Regions from separate parts of the Homo sapiens genome. Here region 2 is linked to region 1. A link is an interaction called in ENCODE POLR2A ChIA-PET data of the cell type or tissue named here. Cell type or tissue: CD4-positive, alpha-beta T cell. All regions are shown on one strand. Each heading gives the region's core, and the rest is flanking DNA. Links, peaks and the distances in the headings are about the cores only. Region 1 overlaps HECW2 (HECT, C2 and WW domain containing E3 ubiquitin protein ligase 2). Region 2 has its middle 10 kb from the start of STK17B.

Region 1 (9,458 bases), core at 854-8,853:
TTTAGGTTTAGCAGTTTCCATCTCCTGGTCCCAGCCTCCTTCTCTCCCTTTCCCACTCCTGAGCATGGCCACTTCCTTCAACCTTCTCTCAGGGCAGGGGTGAGAATTCCTTCTCTACCCTGGTGGCATTAAAGACTTGATCGTAACACTCCAGGTGAGGTCTTCTCAGCACAGAGCTTAGAAACTCCTCGACACTTTTCTCCGGCGATGCAGGTTAAACTTATCCTGCCTTTGGAGCAACCACTTTACTTTGTTGACTTACAAAGTGCTAGTCATCAGCTAAAGCCCGAAACCTTTCATCTAAACTGCTTTAACCCAGGACTCCCCCATCCTGTCTGCATGTAGCTGCATCTTTTAAAAGCCTTAATATGGCTGGGTGCCATGGCTCACGCCTGTAATCCCAGCACTTTGGGAAGCTGAGGCAGGCGGATCACGAGGTCAGGAGATTGAGACCATCCTGGCCAACATGGTGAAACCCCGTCTCTACTAAAAATACAAAAAATTAGCTGGGTGTGGTGGCGCATGCCTGTAATCCCAGCTACTCGAGAGGCTGAGGCAGGAGAATCACTTGAACCAGGGAGTCAGAGGTTGCAGATGGCGCCTCTGCACTCCAGCCTGGCGACAGAGCAGGACTCCGTCTCAAAAAAAAAAAAAAAAAAAAAAAAGGCCTTAACACTAGACCATACTTTTCCCGATTAAAATTTCACTTTTTGAGACTTAGTCCCCTGTGTCTTTTAGAAACAGAGCATGCCCGTGGTCAAAGTCATCTTAGAAGTCATTTTGTCCAATGCCATCATTTTATAGAGACGACTAAGGCCGAAAGAGATCACTGACTTGTATCACATGAAAACTGCAAATGGAAGAACCAGCAGGCCTTGGGGTCTTCAGGCAGGTGCCCTGACCCCAAGTTTAATGCTTGTTACTTCTTACAGCCTACCCTTCAGCCAATTTTAAATGTTCATCAAGACTAAAAAAATACTGCTAATAGAGTAGCGGTTGGCAAACCTGCAGGTCCAATCTGCCCCACCCTCTGGTTTGTAAATAAAGTGTTACTGGAACACAGCTGTGCCCATTTATGTATTGATGTTGTCCGCTTTCCTGCTACAAGGGCAGAGTTGAGTAGGTGCCATAGAGGTTTGACTGGTGAAATCCCAAATATTTACCACCTAGCCCTTTACAGGAAAATTTTGCTAACCTCTGTTACAAAAGAAAGAAAATAGGAGGAAAATACTACTTGTTAAAATATCTAGCTTATGGGCGGGGGCAGTGGCTCACGCCTGTAATCCCATCACTTTGGGAGGCTGAGGCAGACGGATCACAAGGTCAGGACCATCGAGACCATCCTGGCTAACATGGTGAAACCCCGTCTCTACTAAAAATACAAAAAATTAGCAGAATGTGGTGGTGGGCGCCTGTAGTCCCAGCTACTTGGGAGGCTGAGGCAGGAGAATGGCGTGAACCCAGGAGGCAGAGCTTGCAGTGAGCAGAGATCGCGCCACTGCACTCCAGCCTGGGTGACAGTGAGAGAGACTTTGTATCAAATAAAAAAAAAATCTAGCTTACAATATCCTAGGGTGTACGCAACCTCAAGGAGTGGGTAGAATACTAAGTGTGAGGCACAGAGTGAGCACCCGTCAGCCATGGTCATTCTCTGTGAGGCTTTCAGACACAATAGAGCATACAATGGATAAGGTCGGAGACAGCTGAAACATGAGGCAAATACTTCAGGAGTCAGTTTTCTTACAGACAACTGGTAAAAGTAAAATGGGATTTTGCCTGCTTAAAATTAAACTGTGGCATTCAGTTAGAAGTATCAGGGTTTCTTTAAGCTTTACCTCTGAGTATTTTAATAATACTGCACTTATAGAGTGCATTACAATTATCTGTCTATGTGCCTGCCTCCCCTATACATACATACTAGTCTGTAACTACACTGGGGCAGGGACCATGTTTTACTCATTTTTATATCTGTACCTAGCCTGATACACAGTGGGGGCTCAATATATATTGTTGAATCAATGAGTGGAGCTCTTTGATGCTTTCTAAAGAAAAATCAACATTGCTTACATTGTTATTTGGTATCTAGCAGATTTGCACATTTGCCTTTGAGTGGTATATTGATTCAATGACATGAACAGGTTATACCAATCCCTGAAAGGTTGCTCAATTTGAAAACATTGTCAGAAATCATCAAGTAAATTATGCTTAGAAAGTTTAACATGTAATATCTTCTCAGGTGGTAAAGTTTGCTAAAACAACAAAGACTGACCTCACTGATTAGTTCCCTTTTTATGATGATAGCTGAATCTGGCTGAAGATGAGATGAATGTTCCCTGAGGAATTAAACTGAAAATGAAAAGTCTTGTTTTCCCAAGCAAAAACAGAGCTAACAGTTAGTTCCTCTAGGAGAAAATGTGTCTTCAACTGGTCAAGTTTTTATCTGCTGACTTTTAACTCTAGAAGCACTGATGGAGTCACCTCTAAAGCCAAAATAGTCTTAAACTTTGATTTGATTATAATCCAAAGCTTAGAACTGCCTATCTGAGAGCAGGTTGTAGATTACAATTTATAAATAAGCCTAGCTAACTCAGTAAAACATGTCACAGCAGGGTACATCATGCCTTTGCTTCCTGTAATGTCTTAGCAACTTCTTTCATATAAATAGTTAATATGACTCATATCACAGGGATTGTCTGTTACATTCCTGTTTTGCCAGTTAGGTTGGTTCCACAGCTAAAGGCTTGGCACGGAAATATAAAAACTCTGGACGACGGGTGTGTAGCCGCACAACAGCTGCATCTGAGGGCATTTCCGAATAAGCACAGATGTCTCCAGGGTGGCCATGTAGTCTGGAGCCCCAAGTGCTGATAGAGCATTTTAAATATCATCACATGGCTGGGTTGGCACTCCACCCAAGTTGTCAGTGGCACCCAAAATTTGTTAAAATAACAAATTTTATTCTCCCATTCTTTATTTTCAACTAAGAATTACTGAAAACTAAGTATTCTAATGAAAGCAGACTATAAAATGAAAGAAGATGATGGCCTTGGGAAGTCACACCATTTCCTACAAGTTGGTTCAGGCACACATGGCCTACACACCTTCTGATTCACCCTCAGATATTTATAGCAGCAAGGTGTTAGTTCTTGAGCCAATTAAGAAAGCCTGGTAGGTGAGTAAGGTATTTTGATATGATAAACAAAGTCTTACCAGGTGCTACCAAACCAAAGCCTAGATACAGAAGCATCCTTCTTTAGAAAGGTTTGGGTAATTTAGGTTATCCTGTGAATGTCTCTTTTTGGAAGAAAAAAAGGGAACACCATAAAGTGTACCTTGAAGCTTCACAGATTTCTGAGAAATTAATGACCAAGCTCAGGGCCTCAAACAGCTTCTAGTGAGGATCTGACCAGTCATATGTAAGAACTGGTTGGTTACTTTATAAGCAGAGACTGAAGAAAACTCCTTCAGATCTCATCCTCCCTAGTTGCTTTCATTTGCCTGTCTCAGGGGAGTTACAGAAAGCTCAAAAGGAAGATATTACAGGAAGTTCTTAAACTCCCAAACTAAAACTGCTTGTACACATCTCCACCCCAGTCAAAGTGTGGCTCTGCAAGACATGATTGATGTCATATTGATGGCACCTCACACATAATAAACTCATTCTTTCTTAAGAAAGGTGCCTTTTACAGGGTTGGCCATGGAGAAAAAGAGGCAGGGCAATCACAGTGTAAACCTCCTCTCTTTACGCAGGCCACTATTTCTTTAATGTTTTGGGTATTAAGAAATTAGTGGCCCCACGCCTTATCAGAACACAACAGTCTAATCCAGTTTTTTTTTTTTTTTAAAGAGACAGGGTGACAGGGTTTTGCTCTGTCACCCAGGCTGGAGTACAGTGGCACAATCGTAGCTCACTGTAACCTTGAGCTCCTGGACTCAAGCGATCCTCCTGCCTCAGCCTCCCAAGTATCTAGGACTACAGACACAAGCCATCACAACCAGCTAATTATTTATTTATTTATTTTTTATAGAAATGGGGTCTCACTATGTTGCCCAATCTAGTTTGGAACTCCTCGCCTGAAGCAATACTCCCACCTTGGCCTCCCAAAGTGCTGGGATTATAGGTATGAGCCACCATGCCTAGCATCTAGGTAACTTTTTAAATCATATAACTTTAGTTGCTAGGACTTTTAATTCAAAAGAAAATAATACACTGGAGAATGTGCAGTATAATAATAGAGCTGGAAAATACGTAGAATAATTCACTGGAGAATATGTAGTATTTCATTGACCTCAACCCTAGAGAAGCAACTTCTTAGTAGACTGATGCCCAGCAGAAATAGGCAACCCCTGCGTGCAATTTCACGCCACATTCAGTCAAGATGACTCAGTTTTCAGCCACTCCACCACTGCCGATCTCCCTTCCCCACAACTTTGCAAAGGCAGATAACCAGATTAAGTTGTGTGGAAATTTTCATGACTAAAGCAAAACCTCCAGCTCTAACCAAATTAAATCACTAGTTACAAGATAGGGCTTAGAAACTACCTACTTTTTGTAAAAAGCCAAAGCATAATATAAAATGTGATCTTAGTTGGTGATGAACTAATCAACTAAAGTATTTGTATTTATAGACTCTAGGATTATTTTTGTATTTTTTTTTTGTTTTTAGACCCAGTCTCGCTCTGTCGCCCAGGCTGGAGTGCAGTGGTGTGATCTCAGCTCACTGCAAGCTCTGCCTCCCAGGTTCAAGCAATTCTCCTGCCTCAGCCACCCTAGAAGCTGGGAGTACAGGCACTCACCACCATGCCCAGCTAATTTTTTTGTATTTTTATTAGAGACGGGGTTTCACCATGAGTTAGCCAGGATGGTCTCAATCTCCTGACCTCGTGATCTGCCTGCCTCAGCCTCCCAAAGTGCTGGGATTACAGGTGTGAGCCACCACGCCTGGCCTTATTTTTGTATTTCTAAATTGAATACATACATCTCTAGTATTGTGGGGCTAATTCTACCTTGCATGGAATTTGCAGCCATCCTGTAAATTTCTGACTATAAATTTTCCCATCATTTCTCTTGACTCAACTATTCTATTTTAGGAACAATTTATATATCATGTTTCAGATGTATGCAAATAAAGAAAGTGGAGCTGAAATCTCTCTGCTCATTCACACCTTTTTTGGAGCACAGGTAGATGCATTATTCTTTTTTTTTTTTTTTTTTTTTTTTTGAGATGGAGTCTCGCTCTGTCGCCCTGGCTGGAGTGCAGTGGCGTGATCTCGGCTCACTGCAAGCTCCGCCTCCTGGGTTCACGCCATTCTCCTGCCTCAGCCTCCCGAGTAGCTGGGGACTACAGGCACCCGCCACCATGCCCGGCTAATTTTTTTTGTATTTTTAGTAGAGATGGGGTTTCACCGTGCTAGCCAGGATGGTCTCGATCTTCTGACCTGTGATCTGCTCGCCTTGGCCTCCCAAGGTGCTGGCATTACAGGCATGAGCCACTGTGCCCGGCCGATGCGTTATTCTTTAAAATAAACTCCCTTTTCTTTATGCTTTAGCTAATCTACTGTAAATAAAGACTTTGATGGTGACAGGTAAAATATAATCACTGAAATGATATCAATATGAATTGCAAAGTATTAGTCCCTCATAGACAACACAGTTGACATAAGCAACACAAAATAATACTTTATATATACCAATGCCACTACTAATTTGGACTTCCCACAGAATTAACCCCATATATACACTTATTACTCTAATGACCTCAAGTGCAGACAGAGGCATATACATACCAAAATTTACCCTGGGGGCTGTCATTTATCAGATAACAAGGAAACAAATTGTCCAGGGAAACATTTCCTAAATCTCCCCGAATCCTGACTGCATATTTTCTTTTAATAAATGTTTTGTTTTAGAATAGGTTTTAACTTACAGAAAGATTGCAAGGATAAAACAGAGAGTTCTTGTACACCTCACACACAGATTAACATCTTACATTAGTATAATACATTTGTTATAATTAATAAACCAATATTGATACACTATTATTAGCTAAAATCCATACTTTATCTACATTTCCCTAGTTTCTACCTAATGTCCCTTATCTGTTCCATGATCCCATACAGGAAACCACATTACATTTAATTGTCATGTCTCCCTCTTGGCTATGACAGTTTCTCAGGCTCCTCTGGTCTTTGATGACCTTGGGAGTATTAAAGAGTACTGGTAAGGTATCTTGTACAATGTCTCTCAGTTGGGATTTTGTCTAACATTTTTCTCATGGTTGGACTAGCATTATGTGTTCGGGAGGAAGACCACAGAGGTAAAGTGCCACCCTCACGCATCATACCGAGGGTACATATTATCAACATGACTTGTGGCTATTGATGTTGACCTTGATCACCTGACTGCCATAGTGTTTGTCAGGTTTCTCTACTGTGAAGTTACTTTGTTCCCCCTCTTTCCATACTATACTATTTGGAATAAAGTCACTATGCACATTCCATACCTAGAGTAGAGAGTTATGCTGATTGTATGGAAATATTCTGCAAAATAGATTTTTTCTTTTTTAGTGAAACCTTTCACCAGCTACAACATAACAGAGTTTCTTTCAGTCTAATTGGGCCAAATTACATCATGTGCCTACCCCAGACCTACAGCAGTTTCTGAAGGGCATATTTTCTACTGTTTGCCTTAAACAAATTGATATCTACCTTGAGAGCAGTGATTCTTTTTTTTTAAATTGTTATTCTTGTTTATTTCAATAGATTTGTGGGGAACAGGTGGTGTTTGGTTATACGAGTAAGTTCTTTAGTGGTGATTTCTGAGATTTTGGTGCACCATCACCTGAGCAGTGTACACTGTATCCAATGTGTAGTCTTTTATCCCTTGCCACCCCCAACTCTTTCCCCCAAGTCCCAAAAGTTCAATGTATCATTCTTATGCTTTTGTGTCCTCATAGCTTAGCTCCTACATATGAGTGAGAATGTAAGATATTTGGTTTTCCATTCTTGAGTTACTTCACTTAGAATAATGGTCTCCAATTCCATCCAGGTTGCTGTGAATGTCATTATTTCGTTCCTTTTTATGGTTGAGTAGTATTCCATGGTGTATATATATACCATGTTGGCTCTATCCACTCATTGATTGATGGACTTTTGGGCTGGTTCCATATTTTGCAAAAGATATTTTTCTACTTTTCTATTCTTCCCCATTTATTTATGTATTCAACCATGTATTTATATCAGTATGGTTATTTATTTTATACTTTGGTTTATAATCAATAGCCTTGTATTTATTTTGTTGCTCAAATTATCTCAGCTTTGTCCATTGGGAACTCTTTCAGTTGGCTCCTGGGTTTTTTCAACATACCCCACGACTGGGATTTTTGAGGATTTCTTTAATCTCTGGCAGACACCAAAAGATGCTTCGGGCTGCATCTTGTATATTTCCTGCTTAGTGTTAGAATCAGCCATTTCTCTAAAAACCTTGATTCTTAGATCTGGGTGCCAGATACATGTGTTTTTAAATGCTCATTACTAGACCCAGACATGAAGAACTTACAAAATGATACATTTTGAGGGGATTAGAATTGGTAAAGAGAAAGTAACAGAAAACCTCCATACAAAACAAATTAGCTGGGCGTGGTGGCATGTGCCTGTAGTTCCAGCTACTCAGGAGGCTGAGGCAGGAGAATCACTTGAACCCAGGAGGCGGAGGCTGCAGTGAGCCAAGATCATGCCACTGCACTCCAGCCTGGGCAGCAGAGTTAGACTCTGTCTCAAAAAACAAAACAAAACAAAACAAAAAAACAGAAAACCTCCAGCTCCATTTTTATAGTTCAATGGAAAATTTGGGTCGCTCTTCCCTTTGGGTATGTATTATAATCCAGAAAAAAAGTTAGGGTTGTTCATTTTCATGTGATAGAGTCAGTGTGTTTGAGAAGGTGGCAAAGGCTAAAAGAGCTCCTTACTTTTATGTAGCTCAAGGTTTCTTTCTTTCTTTCTTTCTTTCTTTATTTTTTTTAGCTTTCTATTTTTCCAGCACAATTACTGTTTTCATCTCTCAAAAACAGCATATGTATCCTCGGTACCTCAATAGCAAATTAAAGTCTATATCTAATAATTTATGATACTGACCTGACAAAGTCATGAGTCCAGAAATCCAGCTTCAATAAACCATATGCAGAGTGAACAGATTAAGAAATTGTCCCTGCTAACTGAGCTCACAGCTTAGAACATCCTCTCCCTTGTTTTCCCTCCGATGTCACAGGAAGGAGACAGATGATGGAGGCAGGAAGCATTTGGACATCAATGTAATGTAATCAAATACAGAGGCATCAAGCCCCACTCACCCTGGACCTCCTCCTAGGAACTAATGTCATTAATCCACACCATGAGGAGACTGCTTTAGGAAAACCAGTCATGATAAACGTCTGTTCTATTCAAACTTAAATATCAGTGCTTCCAAAGACTCTTCCCTATATCTTTGAGATCTCAACAAACTCTGGTCCAACAATGAAGGGAGGCAGCTGGAGTTCTGGGGGAGGAAAAGTATTCTCATCCAAACCAGACTGATTATGTAAGGAAATACTTGGAATCTCATGCATACTGGTGATTAGGCTAACATTTGCCTTCATTTTCAACTGTGCACCTTCATCTTTAAGCCAACTAACACAAGTGAGAAGTCCACTTATGCACATCAGCAATGAAAGGCTCAGATCTCATGCAAACTTCTGTACAAATTTTGTCATGTCATAGTGTGTTTGCACATACTACTTTACCTTAATGTAGGAATAGCTGGGAGACTACACAGCACTGCATGTGACAAGAGCGGAAGTTATCAGTCATTAGCTGGAATGGGCAAAATGTCCAGAGATAGGAAAAAATTCAGATGGGCTGGAGTGCAGGAGTTTTGCTTAGGTCCCAGAGCTAGTCCAAGAGTACCAGATGAAAGACAAACGGCCTGAATTTGAATCCTGATTTTTCTATTCCCTAGTTCCATCAGCAGATGCAAATTATTTTATAGTTTGGAGTCATTATTTCATCCACTGTGTACTGAATGGCTGAATTTGTTCAATATCACTAATATGATTCCATAATCTAATATACTTTATTCCCAGGCATGACTGAGAGGGATAGCCTTAAAATGATCCAAATCAACAAGAGCCACAGAGAACACAATCAGACAATTGTATGGTATTAGAAAAATTCCCTCTAGCAGCTGCTGAGTTATGAAGAAGATGTTGAGACTTGAACCCAGACCTGAAATGAGGAAGAAGGGGTCTGGGAGGGATGACAGCTGGCCTCTTCTAATGTGATGTGTAATAACAGTTATGTCTATTTGGGCACAACAGACACTGTGTAGGAGTCTTCCCCGCTTCATTTCCTAACCCTTATCTTGACGAGCACACTCATGGAAGAGTCATGGAAGGCGGGACATGTTTGTTTATGTTAGGTAGTAA
Region 2 (9,458 bases), core at 921-8,920, 53 kb before region 1:
GTAGCAGATATAGATAAGGCAGAGCCAACTTTTAATCCCCAGCAACTCCCTCATTAGGAGTGATCTTTGTGTCAACTGGTGTAAGGTGATAGCATGAACATTGAGAAGGCCAATCTACTCTGAAAGTTGAGCCATTTTGTGGCATAAAAGCATTAGTAATGTGGGAAATGGTACTATTCCTGATTATCACAGCATTCCTGACATTGAGAATATTCAAAGATTCTTGAATCTTTTTAGTAGTTGGCCTTTCCTTTAGATTTATAGAGCAGCATTTCATGGCTTCACTTTTACCGAAGAATCAGTAAGTTCAGAGCTGTTCAGAAACCTTTAAAAGGTCACAGATTATGAGAGAATGGTTCTGTAATTTACCAGCTGTGAGATCTTGACCAGGTTAGAAAATCTCTGTGCCTCTATTTTTCATCTGTAAAATGGAGATAATATACTTGCCTCATAGTGTACATGGCAACAACAGTTCATAAATAATGAAACTGGCACTGTTCTAAATGTGTTGCTTATGTTAATTCATCTAATGCTCACATCCTCCTATGAGTTACAGTGCTATATTTTCCTCCTTTAAAGATAAGAAAACTAGCCAGGCACGGTGGCTCACACCTGTAATCCCAGCACTTTGGGAGGCCAAGGCAGGTAGATCATGAGGTCAGGAGATTGAGACCATTCTGGCTAACATGGTGAAACCCCATCTCTACTAAAATTACAAAAAAAAAAAAAAATTAGCTGGGCGTGGTGGTGGCTTCTGTAGTCCCAGCTACTCGGGAGGCTGAGCCAGGAGAATGGCGTGAACCGGGGAGGCAGAGCTTGCAGTGAGCCGAGATCACACCACTGCACTCCAGCCTGGGCAACAGAGTGAGACTCTATCTCAAAAAAAAAAAACAAAAACCAGAAAACTAAGGGACGTGGAAGTTATATACTTGCTCGCAGTCATTCAAGTCCATCCTCTACTACACAGACTTTTTTTTTTTTTTTTTGAGACAGGTTCTCACTCTGTCAACGAGGCTGGAGTGCAGTGGCACAATCTCAGCTCACTGCAACCCCTGCCCCCCAGGCTCAAGTGATTCTCGTGCCTCAGCCTCCTGAGTAGCTGGGACTACAGGCGTGCATTCCACACCCAGTTTTTGTTTTTTTTTTTTTTTTTTAGTAGTGACAGGGTTTCGCCATTTGCCCAGGCTGATCTCAAACTCCTGAGCTCAGGCAACCCCCCTTCCCCCAGCCTCCCAAAGTGTCAGGATTACAGGCGTGAGCCACCACACTCAGCCTACACAGACTTTTACTGTGTGGATATTTAATAACTAGCTACTAACAAAAGAGCACACCTTCTTGGGTGTTTTATTCATCTAGTTCCTGGAGTCCTTGTTCTTTTCAGCCTTTTGTTTCTTCTCATATCTACCATTCCAAAATTGCTTTATTGTTAAAATAACTTTTCAAGTATATAAAAAATGCAAAGGGAGAGGGCTCAGAGTTAGAGACATCTGGTCGAAACTCCTGTTTAGCTTAATATAGATACAGATGTTTACATATAGAAATATTTATAGGTTATGTGTATATACATGGGTTGACATACACATGTATAGCTCCTTGCTCTGTTAGCTGAGGGTGCCTAAAAAGTAATGACACCTCAGAAACAACAGCATGCTTAGCACTGAGGTCTTAGTCTCTAATATCATTCTCCAAGAAAAGGAATCAAAGCTCCTTGGAGAAATGGCTGCTTCTGTGACTGAGGATGGAAATATACAGATGGGCCTGAAGTATCTTGTAGTCCAGAAAGAAGGAAGTGCAAGCGAACACCACCATGCAATTATGGGGGCATTCAAAGAGAAGGGAACCAGGAGCCAACTACAAGAGCTCACAATGGCCAAAGCTAGGACAATTTGAGCAACACAAGAAATAAAGCAGTAGTAGACTATAACCCAAAGTATAAAATAAATGTCTATGAATTCATACTGACATAAATAAATGGTTGAAAGAATAGACAAATCTTCCATACAGAAGAAATATGAGCAATTTATGCAGATACTCCACCCTCAAGTCGGTGGAGCATAACTCCCCACTCCTTAAGTGTGGGCTGCCCATAGTGACTTTCTTCCAAAGACTGAAATATAGGAAGAGATGGGGAGAAAGCACCTTTAGGGTGGAGAAACCTGACGAAACCTACCTCAAGCCAGATGATCAAGGTTAAGGTCAGTAGTCATAAGTCATAAGTCATGATGTTATGTATCCTTAATATAACATGATAAGTATGATACTTTGCCTGTGTAGTCTTCCTCCCAAAAACCCACAATCCCAGTGCAACCATCAGAAAATCATTAGGCAAATCCCAGTTGAGGAACATTCTATAAAATACCTGACCTATACTCCTCAAAACTGTCAAGGCCATCCAAAACAAGGGAAGTCTGAGAAATAATTACAGCCAAGAGAGACCTGAGGAGATGTGACGACTAAGTGTAGTGTGGTATGCTGGGTGGGAACCTGGAATAGAAAAATGATGCTAGGCAAAAACTAAGGAAATCTTTATTTAATAATAATGTATTAATATTGGTTTATCAGTTGTGACAAATGCACCCTTGCTAATGTAAGATCCTATAATAAAAAGGGAAATTGGTTGGGTATGAATCTAAAACTGCTCTAAAATAAAAGGCTTTGTTTAGAAAAATGAATGAGTCTGCCATTGCTTTAAATATTCAAATTTAGAGAATGTAGAACTAATAAAATAATCAAAATATAGCCCTTCTATTATTTTTGCAGTCTATTAAAAACACCATTGTACCAGTAATTTGATGCAGGTTCAATCCAATATCAACCTCCAATCAAAATTTCCAAGTCAGATAAAAGTATATGTAATAGGAATCCAGAAAGAGATCCAGAAAATTGTGTTTCAATATTATGTATATCATCTGATTTTAATCACAAAGTGAATCTTTCATCTAGCATGTTGCCTGCCTCTCCTTTAATTTCTAATATGGTAAGTATTGAGCATACTAACCATGTCCTATGGACTATACTTACTAGATTACCATATTTACCATTACTTATCTACGTAGATATAACCTGCATCAACCAAAACTCTTTGAGGTCCTGAGTAATATTTGAGTGTAGAAGTTTGAGAACCAAACAGCTTGAGAACCACTATTCTCATCATAGTGACCGATTTCAAGTCTTTCAAGACTGGGACATTTGTTACTCTATGGCCACCCTGTATCTTAACCCCATCAGTGTTTAGAGAATTCCTCACCTTTTGAGTCCATGACAGTGAAAGTGACAAATATACTCCTTGTAGCTTGGGAGGAACAATTACCTTAGGTTCTATCAACCAATCACACATATGCACTTGAACCTTTGAATCTGGAGCTAGTAAGTCTGGGCCATGAAGAATGCTGAGACGGAAGGAGCAATCAGGCCCTGGAAGCAGCAGGTCTAGTGGCATCTCCAGTGTCCACGGCACAAGCTGCAGTGTAGAATCCTGAGTTTGGGCAATAGTGTCGTCATCTTCCCCTGAACAATCCACAGACATGACTTTGGATGTTTTTCCTAGTTATCTTGTCCTAACTTTGGTTCTCCAGCCTGGATCTCCTTTCTATGAACTACTCAATATCCTTTAAATACATTGTTTTTCAGCTTCAGATATCCAGAGATGTTTAGTTGCTTGCAATTAAGAACTCTGACTGGTCCTATGAAAAACTGATTTCTTAGTTAGCTTCTGTGGTTATATATTTTGACCACTTTTATATTAATCAGCCTTTCTGAAATTCTACAAATAAACCATGGTTAACCAAAATAAAAAGAAAGCAAAATAAATGTACCCTTTGTTTTATCTGCCATAGAAAACGAACAACAGCCAGGCACGGTGGCTCATGCCTGTAATCCCAGCATTTTGGGAGGCTGAGGCAGGAGGATCACTTGAGGCCAGGAGTTTGAGACCAGCCTGGGCAACATGGTGAAACTGTCTCTACAAAAATAAATAAATAAATAAATAAATAAATAAATTAGGCAGGCATGGTGGCATGCGCCTGTAGTCCTAGCTACTCAGGAGGCTGAAGAAGGGGGACTGCTTGAGCTCTGGAGTTCAAAGTTGCAGTGAGCTATAATTGTGCCGTTGCACTCCAGCCTGGGCAACCCTGTTTAAAAAAAAAAAAAAAAAGAAAAAAAGAAAACAAACAACAACACAAATAAGTTAAAACATCTAGCTTTTTGAAAGATGAAAAAAAATGTTGGCCTTCTACTCTGGCTATACATTTTTACTTAGACTTTGGAATTGTGATCCAACTTTCAACAAGCAGAGTGTAAGATTTTCATTGTATTACTTCCCAGCTGTGCAATTTCTATAAAATGGGCAAGAGGCTCTGAAGAGAATGCCTGGTGACGCCATGCCATGTGCTTAGTTCATTATAAATCATTTCAAGTACCTCCAGCCTCGCTGAGCCAGTCAAAACAGAAATCTTCTAACGCATTTGAGAGAATCTTGTTTTATAGAGTGCTTAAGAGAGGCATGAAAAGCATACTAGATTTCAAATGTACCAAATTATCCAGAAAGGATTTTGGAACTGGTTCCTATTAGGTTACTTTTCATTATTATTTAATACGACATATAAAATATAACGCTTTTCTGTTTGAGCTGCTAGTGCCTGGAATGGTTCTGCCTTCTACAATTTCGCAAGCAAATTTTAACGCATTTCTATTCTAGTCTAGTTACTACCTTATTGCTAGACATCAAAAGTGAAAAGTGTGCAGGTCAGTTGGGCCCTTCAGATCTTTCCATTTCATGCTAACTCGAATTATTAGGGACTTAAATTAATTTTGACTAGAAAAAGCATCTTCTTCTACAGTTGAAATACTACCACAGATGAAGGATTCTTTGAAGCAGCGTCTTGAAATAATTTAGGGAAAACGTACAAGGTGAGCAACCCATTGCTATTTCCTCTCATCTCCAATTTCCACAGTTAACTTCTCAGCAGAAAGGCTTGTGTATAGTAGAAATCCACAGACAAGCATAAATTAGTACACCCCACCTTGAGAACAGGTTGAGAAATTTAAAAACTGGCACATGGAATGACCATTGTTAAGCTATTTCTTGCAAGCCTAAACTACAGATGCACCTTTTAAAATATGAGATGTTTGAGCACTTGACAGATGATTATCTTGGTCTACTTGAGAGAAGTTCCACAGGCATAAAATCAGTTGTCTTTATTTCTTCCTGTCTCTCACCCAGGCCTTTTTTTTTTCTTCCTGCTAAGAACAGGAAATTGCAGAAATAAAGATTTGATCAGTCGCCATTAATTCAGTAAGCTTTGTTTAGTTTAACCTAAGCTAACAGCACATTTATAATTTGCCCAAATAAATCACACAAATTATCAGAATAGGCTAGTTTTGTATATAATTATCTCTTAATCACCAGTCCTTGCGTTCTTCTTCTCATTAAGCCTGTCTCTGAGGAGGTTGTCCTTTCACAGTAAAAATAGGCAATACCTTTGAGACACTTTCTGTTACTCATTGACCTAGAAAAATCCCCTCTAGTAGCTCAGTCCTGAGTAGGTCTGAAAGCTTCTGGGTCAATCACACATGCTGAATGTGGCACAGGATATATTAATATTAATAACACTTGATGTCTGTACAGCATTTTAGTCAATATAGAGCTTTCACATGCAATGACTTATCTGAGCCTCAACAGTCTGGGGATTACTGTTAGCAAAGCTAGTGTTATCCCATTTTACAGATGAGAACAGAGGTCGTGAGAGTGACTTGTCCATCAGAGGTCAGGGTTCAGTCTAGGGCTGAAGACTGTGGGCTCTTTCGAGTGACCCCTAACAGAGAAGACTCTCCAGAGAGCACACTTACCTGAGACATGCTTTCTCTTTTCTCTCACCCCACCCCTTGCCTGAAGCATTATAGGAGCCCTATGACAGATCAGCTGCGAACAATGCAGAAGAAAGGGAAACATAATTTTTCTGGAGGACCCAAAGTCCAGATGGCAAGCCAGACCAAGCCCCACGGCTGTCTTACCTGCAGGTGTGTGCAGCACCAGAAGCCCCAAAACAGTGTTCACATCTCCCCATCTGGCCGGGCCACACTCACTCCCTGCTGTGGCCCAGATTGCCTGAGGAGGTTTCAGGTGGGGATTTAGGAAAATCAAGAATGATTTGCCACCTAAAGTAATAAGATTTAGCACAGAACTAAGAATTGCAAACCAAGAGCTAAGGTTAGAGGAAGATATTTAAGAGAAAGAAATGTACTTGCTGTTTTTAAAAGTTGACATTTCTGTAGTAAGAATGAAGAACTAAGAGTACAAATAATTAATTGTTTTTACAGTGAAATGACACAGAGGAATGTTCTAAGTAAAGCGGGGCAATACATTTATACGCAAGGTGCAATGTATCCGTCATTTTATTTAATTCTTGGAACACAACCTTGAATGGTTATTCTCACTTCTCAGATGAGGAAACCCAGGCTTACAGAGTTTGAGTGACTTACTTAAGGCCATATAGGGAGTGAGTGAAGACAAAATTTGAACTCAGATTACAAATCCCATTTCTTTTCAGGATACTGCACTACAATCCAAGTACAGCTTACCTGTTCTCACTTTTATTTTCCATTATGTCCCATCTCTGTAACTCATTATTCAAATAAGTTTATATTATTATAGTGGGAACCTACTTATCTGGTTATCTAACTTCTAAGGAACAGGAAGTAGGTCAAAACTCTTCTGAGAAACATAATAGATGTTACAACGTTCACATGTGAGAAGATTCTCCTTGGCAGCCATTCTGTCTTTCAAGTATACGCTGTAATTATTTTGGATGTTTATAGGACTGCAATGATAGGATACTGTGGGAGCTTTCCCTCTGATCTTCCAATGACTGGCTGCTCTTCCAACTTCAGTTCTCATCTTAAATGTTACATCCTCTGAGAGGCTTTCTCCATCCCTTGCTGCTCCCTGTTCTTTATAGCACTTTTTATAACCATTGGTAATTATGGACTTATTTGTTTATTGCCCATCTTCCCCATGACATTGTAAACTCCCCAAAGGCAGGAAACATGGCTGCTTTATTCAGCAGTGTTTCCTAGCACTTATGGTACCTGGCACAAAGTATGGTAAGTGTTCATGGGATGGATGAAAGAATGGACAAAGGGACATGCAGAAATATGTGGTTTTGTCGTCTGACCTAGGGAAGACTGGATTACGTTTTGAGCTAGGGTAGCTCAATCACCCTTTCCATATAAATAGCCTTGAGATTTGGTGGCCTCCCAAAGACAATAGACAGGAGCTATGAAGCCAGTCCACTGGGACAGGAGGAGGAAGGAAAGTAACATCTACTGAGCCCTTAACAAGTACAAAGCAATGAACTATTAGAAGTAATGGTGGCTGGGTGCGGTGGCTCAATGGTGGCTCATGCCTGTAATCCTAGCACTTTGGGAGGCCAAAGCAGGTGGATCATGAGGTCAGGAGTTCAGGACCTGCCTGGCCAAGATGGTGAAACCCCGTCTTCACTAAAAATACAAAAATTAGCCAGGTGCAGTGGCAGGTGCCTGTAATCCCAGCTACTCGGGAGGCTGAGGTAGGAGAATCACTTGAACCCCAGTGGCAGAGGTTGCAGTGAGCCAAGATTGTGCCACTGCACTTCAGCCTGGGTGATACAGTGAGACTCCGTCTCAAAAAAAAGTAATGGTAAAACCCACAATTACTCTTGCACCAACCTAATAGCTGTACATGGACTTATTTAACATAAAAAGCACTGCAGGAGAAAGAAAAACACCTATTTTACAAATGAAAAAAGTGAGACTTACACTGGTGAGGTTGCCCAACGTCACCCAACAAAGTGGCAGAACCAGGATATGAAGTGCAGAACCAGGATATGAAGTTAATCTGTCACTTTTTTTTTTTTTTAATAAAGCAAATTTGGCCAGGCACAGTGACTCACACCTGTAATCTCAGAACTTTGGGAGGCCAAGGTGGGAGGATCGCTTGAGCTCAGGAGTTCAAGACCAGATTGGGTAACATGGCAAAACCCCATCTCTACAAAAAATACAAAAATTAACTGGGCATGGAGGTGCACCTGTGGTCCCAGCTACTCAGGAGGCAGAGTTGAGAGGATCACTTGAGCCCAGGAGGTCAAGGCTACAGTGAGCCATGATCACACCACTGCGCTCCAGCATGGGTGACAGAGTGAGACCCTGTCTTAAAAAGAAGCAAATTTACTTTAAAATGTTTGTCTTTTTTTATTGACCCATAACTTACATACAAGAGGTGCTTATATTTTAAGTATGCAGTTGATAACAAATATGCATACACCCTTGTACCACCACCCAAATCAAGAAATAGTACACTTCTGGCCATGGAGAAGTCCTCCCCAATTCCAGTATCTCCATGGTAAGCACGGTTTTGACTTCTATGATCACCAGCTCCTGTTGCCTGTTTTTAAAGTTCACATGATGGAACCTTAACGGTGTGCCCTCTTTGCGTTAGGACTCTTTTTTTTTTTCTTTTTTGACAGATTCTCGCTGTGTCACCCAGGCTGGAGTGTAGTGGTGCTATCTCAGCTCACTGCAACCTCTGCCTCCTGGGTTCAAGCGATTCTCCTGCCTCAGCCTCCCAAGTAGCTGGGACTATAGAAGCCCGCCACCATGCCCAGCTTTTTTTTTTTATTTTTTATGTTTTTGTAGTTTTAGTAGAGATGGGGTTTCACTATGTTGGCCAGGCTGGTCTTGAACTCCTAACCTCATGATCCACCCGCCTTGGCCTCCCAAAGTGCCGGGATTACAGGCGTGAGTCACTGTGCTCGGCTGTGTTAGGACTCTTTTGTCTGTGGATTCATCTACGTTGTTGCTTGCAGCAGCAATTGATCTTTTTCATCGCCGAGTTATATTATCATGAATTACTATAATCACAATCTATTCTACTATTGACAGACATTTGCATTGTTTTCAGTTTTATTAATAAAGTGCTATGAAACAAATCCTGAACATTTGTTTTGGTGGACATAAGCACTCATTTCTGTTGGGTACACACTCGGAAACTGGAATTGCTAGTCATGGTGTGCATATATTTGGCTGTAATTGATGCTGCTAAACAGTTTATCAAAGTGGTTACATCAATTTACACTCCTACCAGTAATGCAGAGAATTCCCATTGCTCCATATCCTTGATAGGTGTTAACTATCATCAGTTCTTTTCATTTGAGTCACTCTGGTGAAGATAAGCGATGCTTTTATAAACTATGCATGGCACCTCTGAATGGGTTATAAGCCCTCAGAAGAGGAAAGATCAAGAGTTTGCTTCTGGCTCTTACATGAATCTGACTTGATACTACTCCCTGGTCTCAAGAAAATGAGGCTTACATTTCTGGCCACCTACTAGGTGAAGTGGAGCCTCCCCAAAGAATAGAAATAGACTAACAACTGGCTCACAAATGCAATTAACACAAATAGAGAAATGGGTCAGAGCCAAGGGC

What was found. Peaks named below come from ENCODE experiments on the same cell type or tissue, not always from the same donor. Only the 100,000 strongest peaks of a DNase experiment are listed, where the experiment ranks them.
Region 2: POLR2A ChIA-PET joins it to region 1 with 14 read pairs; 24 of 35 experiments call an interaction of 5 or more read pairs at or near these places.

What each region holds. Positions count from the first base shown.
Region 1 is chr2:196,230,452-196,239,909 of GRCh38, forward strand. All of the region lies in intron 21 of HECW2 (HECT, C2 and WW domain containing E3 ubiquitin protein ligase 2), which reads right to left. Among named protein-coding and RNA genes, the nearest start is that of HECW2-AS1, 25 kb to the right of the region's middle. In CD4-positive, alpha-beta T cell, for the core only: no CTCF peak of the experiment used is centred there; DNase peaks (open chromatin) are centred at 3,580 and 4,400; H3K27ac peaks cover 3,798 bases.
Region 2 is chr2:196,177,301-196,186,758 of GRCh38, forward strand. No RefSeq gene overlaps it. Among named protein-coding and RNA genes, the nearest start is that of STK17B, 10 kb to the left of the region's middle. RefSeq lists an enhancer at 9,394-9,443. In CD4-positive, alpha-beta T cell, for the core only: no CTCF peak of the experiment used is centred there; DNase peaks (open chromatin) are centred at 1,071, 5,211, 5,521, 6,741 and 1 weaker place; H3K4me3 peaks cover 203 bases; H3K27ac peaks cover 5,504 bases.